2 separate regions of the Homo sapiens genome follow, and region 1 is linked to region 2. Evidence: read pairs that join two places in POLR2A ChIA-PET (ENCODE). Cell type or tissue: endothelial cell of umbilical vein. All regions are shown on one strand.

Region 1 (2,500 bases), 920 kb before region 2:
TGCCTCCCAAAGTATTGGGATTAGAGGTATAAGCCAGCACACCTGCTCTGTTGCTCAGGCTGGAGTGCAGTGGCATGATCATAGTTCACTGTAATCTTGAACTTCTGGGCTCAAGTGATCCTCCCACCTTAGCCTCCCAAGTAGCTAGGACTACAGGCATGTGCCACCATGCCTGGCTAATGTACTGTTTTTTTTTTGTTTGTTTTTTGTTTTTTGTTTTTGAGACAGTCTCGCTCTGTCACCTAGGCTAGAGGACAGTAGCGCAATCTTGGCTCACTGTAACCTTCACCTCCCAGGTTCAAGTGATTCTCGTGCTTCAGCCTCCCGAGTAGCTGGGATTACAGGTACCTGCTACCACACCCGGCTAATTTTTTGTACTTTTAGTAGAGACGGGATTTCGCTATGTTTCCCAGGCTGGTTTCGAACTCCTGAGCTCAGGCAATCTGCCCACCTCTGCCTCCCAAAGTGCTGGGATTATAGGCATGAGCCACCGTGCCTGACTGTCTAATGTACTTCTTTAAAGTATTCGTTGGGCTTTGTTTTTTATGTTTAAAATTTCAACTTATTTGAACTTATTTTGGTGAAAGTATAAGGTAGGCATTTAAGTGTAGAGTTCTACAAATGACTAGATTCCCAGTGCTTTTTTTTTTCATAATCTATTCTTTGCTTGCTGATTTTAAATGACATTTTAATCATAAATCATATGTATATGTGGTATATATAACAGGTTATTATATATACATATATATGATATATATGTACACACACACATACATATACACATATGCCATAGTGAACTTCTGGACTTTATATTTTTTATTGCTATGCTATTGTACTAATATAACTTTATAATACAAATCTAAGTGGGGTTAGTGTACACTCATTGCTCTTATTAATTTTCAAAAACTTTCTAGCTATCCAAGTAACCATTTCTAATTGAAATAATCCAGTGAAAACAATTTTGACTATCACCATTTGAAAACACCCTTGCAAATTTGAAGTTTCAGAGCTAAGGAAATGACTAAGCAGTAAGTTAGTTCCTGTGTTAGTTTTTTACATAGGACTGACAATGAGATTGATTTAAATGACCTGTCATTTGCTTCTGACTGGCATAGCCTAAATCACAGGCATTTCAGAAGGAATATCAGTGATGATGATCGGAAGTCCTTTTTCGTATTTAGTTCTGTTTAAAAATTCTTCTTTTGCTGGGCATTGTGGCTCATGCCTGTAATCCCAGCACTTCGGGAGGCCGAGGCAGGTGGATCACCTGAGGTCAGGAGTTTGAGACCAGCCTGGCCAATGTGGCGAGACCTTGTCTCTACTAAAAATACAAAAATTAGTCGGGCATGATGGTGGGCGCCTGTAATCCAAGCTACTTGGGAGACTCAGTCAGGAGAGTCGCTTGAACCCCAGGGGCGGAGGTTGCAGTGAGCCAAGATTGTGCCTCTTCACTCCAGCCTGGGCAGAAGATCAAAACTCTTTCTCAAAAAAAAAAAAAAAATCCTTCTTTTGCTAAAGCATAGGAACTGTAGGGAGGTTCTCTTTCAGTAGGGCCATGCCATCCTGAGAAAGTATGCAAGTGGTTATTTGCTGTAATGTGTACTGTATCCACATATTCTTCTTTAGCCCATAAACTAAGATATTTTGTATATTATTTTTTATATATCAAGTTTAAAATTTTTTTATTGCACATGTATGCTCATATAAACCTTCAGAATGTTACAGATGTATACAGGATAGACAGTAAAAATCTTTAGTGATTCTGCCTACTAGATATAATTAATGGTTTGGTGTGTATTACTCCAGATTTTTTGTGCTATGATATAACAGTGTTTCATATTATTGGTTATTGTTTTATTATTGTTATGATCATCATTATTATATATATTTTCCTTTTACAAAAACAGGGCTATATTATATATAATTGTACAACTTTTTTTTGCTTTGTAATGTATGTTGTGCATTTTTTTCATGCTAGGAAAAGGTATATATCTTCTTTTTTTTTTCTTTTTAATATGGTGTTTCAGTATATGGTTATTTATTATATTTAACTTACTATCTTTTGATGATCATTTGAGTTGTTTCCTTTTCCTCCTCATCTCCCCCATTACAGACATTTCTACAGTCTTTGTGCATATCGTTTGAGATACTTGAACATAAGATAGATTTCAAGAAATAGATTTGGATCAAAGGATATGAATATTTAAAAGTTGAATAAATATTGCCAACTTATGTACTAAAATGTACCAATTTATACTACAGTAACATTTTATTTCGGTGCCTGATTTTCTATGCTATTATCAGCATTAATTATTAATTTAAAATTTTTTGTCAGTCATTTTAGTTTTTGTTTTAATAATTGATTGAGAATCTTTTTGTGTTTCTTTGTCATTTGAATTTCTTCTATGCCTGCTTGATCATGCTCAGAGTATGGTTTTTATATGTATTTCAAGTACAAGGCATTTTTTTATTGTTGGAAAAGCCTCTTTTTCTCAGTAGT
Region 2 (2,500 bases):
CCTTCTCAAAGTGAGAGCATGCCCACCCTTGCCACCCTGCGACCTGTCGCTGCCCACACCTGCTGGTTGAGGAGGAAGCGCATCCCTGAGGTGATGAACGTGGAGAGAAAATCATACACCTTCCTGTGAGGAGAGGAGAGGCCGGATGAGCCCAGAACCTGCCTCCACCCCAGTCCAGGTCCAGGAGAAATCAGTGACTAGGGAAATAGTGGCAGTAGGAGTCCTCAGCTTCAGCCTGAATAACAGCTCCTCCACGTAGGTTTTCCAAGAACCAGGCCCAAATTCCCTCTCCAGTCTAATTCTCAAGACCTCCTGACCTACTCTCTGGTCCCATCAGTCAAATGAATCCACCCACATTGCCTCAAACCCACTCTGAGCATCCCCACATCCATCGGCTTACTGATGCCCTCCCTTCCGCCCTCTGCATTCCTACTCTGTATTTTCCCATCTGAGCTCAGATGCTTCCTCTTCCAGGCAGTCTTCCCAGATTCCCCTCCTCTGAATCCCCAAAGCATTTTCTTAGTCCTTCTCTCCAGGCCCTGATATCAAATGTTTTTTGCTCCAGATAGGCTCTGAGCTCCTTCCTGCATCCTCAGGGACTGGCATACACTTTGTTTGATGAATAAATAATACTGACAGTGTACCAACACCAGGTTATAATCCATCATCTTCTCTCCCCCATCCTCTTCCAGAACAAGAACAATATCCCCTTCTCAGCAGCAAAAATAAAAAAATAGGCCGGGCACAGTTGCTCAGGCCTGTAATCCCAGCACTTTGGTAGGCCGAGGCGGACAGACCACCTGAGATCAGGAGTTTGAGACCAGCGTGGCCAATATGGCGAAACCCTGTCTCTACTAAAAATACAAAAAAAGTAGTTGGGCATGGTGGTGCATGCCTGTAGTCCCAGCTACTTGGGAGGCTGAGGCAGGAGAATCGTTTGAACCCAGGAGGTGGAGGTTGCAGTAAACCGAGATGGCGCCACTGCACTCCAGGCTGGGTGACACAGTGAGACTCCCTCTCAAAAAAAAAATTATTATTTTTGTTATTATTATTTAGAGATACCAATTATTGAGAATCCAGTACATGGCCAAATGTGCATATCAGATAGTCCTCACAGTTACTCTTATCTAAGTGGCCAGCACTTAAATATACATTTATCATATGCCAGGTGCTGTTCTAAATTTTTTTTTTTTTTTTTTTTTGAGATGGAATCTTGCTCTGTCACCAGGCTGGAGTGCAGTGGCACGATCTCAGCTCACTGCAACCTCCGCCTCCCGGGTTCAAGCGATTCTCCTGCCTCAGCCTCCCACGTAGCTGGGACTACAGGCACGTGCCACCACGCCCAGCTAATTTTTGTATTTTTAGTAGAGATGGGGTTTCACCATGTTGGCCAGGATGATCTCGATCTGTTAACCTTGTGATCCGCCCGCCCAGACCTCCCAAATTGCTGGGATTTCAGGCATGAGCCACCACAGCCAGCCTTGTTCTAAATATTTTTTACATATACCAACACAAATAATCCTGACAACGATCTTATAAAATAGGATCTTATAAAATGAGGATATTGAGGCACCAAGCTTCAGTGACTTGGCCACGTTCACACAGCCAGGAAGTGACAGAGCTGAGCTTTGGACCCAGTTGGTCTGATTCCCAGGCCTATGCACTTTGCATTGCGCTAGGCAGATGAGCTGTGGGGCTCGAAAAGGGTGAGCTGGGGTTGGGGCTGGGGCTTACTTGAAGGTTCCCCCGAAGGCCGCGTGCATTCTGGAGACAGAGGCCTGGCAGGAGACATTGGACACTTTCATCCGTCCAGCGGGATCCCGGGAGAGCTCCAGACCAGTGCGGATGGACACACCCTCAGCTGAGGCGTTGATGTAGCCCCCATCATAGCTGCCAGGGGGGTTAATATTCACTCCAGGTAGGAGCTCAATTGAGTCTTCAGTGCCCCCATGCATCACCATACCTCTTAATAAGGTTTCACCTCTTTCCACACATCCTACCAAACCTTCCTATCAACTCGTATGAAATGCATATGCCTGTTTCTGTTACACAGATGAAGAAACGGAAACTCAGGAAGGCTAAGGGGGCTGCCCACAGCCCCACAGCACCTCCAGCCCTCCTGACCCACTCTCCACTCCCCTGAGGGTGCTGGGTCCTTACAAGAACCAGTAGAGCAGCTGTCTCCGGAAGCGCAGCCCCAAGGAGGCATTGGTGATTTGAAGCATCAGCTCCTGCTGTGGCTGGAAATCGAGCTCGGAAGATGTCAGTTGCAGCTCTGTGACCTTCACCCTACAGGAGGCCTCAGGGTCAGATCCAGGGCCAAGAAGAGGGAACTTCCCCCAACGACAGGAAATTTGTCTGCTCCCCTTTCAAGTCCAGGCCTGGGGAAGCGGGAGTGGGTGGAATGAATTCTTCCATTGTCCCTCAAGTGCCCAACTTAGACTTGGGTGGCTCAAAGTTGAACTTGGGTGGCTGAGAGAGGAGGTCTTCCTGATCCAGG

The links. Peaks named below come from ENCODE experiments on the same cell type or tissue, not always from the same donor. Only the 100,000 strongest peaks of a DNase experiment are listed, where the experiment ranks them.
Region 1: POLR2A ChIA-PET joins it to region 2 with 7 read pairs; 1 of 35 experiments calls an interaction of 5 or more read pairs at or near these places.

Annotation. Positions count from the first base shown.
Region 1 is chr20:44,992,494-44,994,993 of GRCh38, forward strand. All of the region lies in intron 5 of STK4 (serine/threonine kinase 4), which reads left to right. Among named protein-coding and RNA genes, the nearest start is that of STK4, 27 kb to the left of the region's middle. In endothelial cell of umbilical vein, no CTCF peak of the experiment used is centred here; a DNase peak (open chromatin) is centred at 1,048; H3K27ac peaks cover 1,620 bases.
Region 2 is chr20:45,907,782-45,910,281 of GRCh38, forward strand. PLTP (phospholipid transfer protein) reads right to left here. Exons shown (of 16, transcript NM_006227.4): 4 at 2,161-2,289; 5 at 1,735-1,890; 6 at 60-123. Among named protein-coding and RNA genes, the nearest start is that of PLTP, 3.1 kb to the right of the region's middle. In endothelial cell of umbilical vein, no CTCF peak of the experiment used is centred here; no DNase peak of the experiment used is centred here.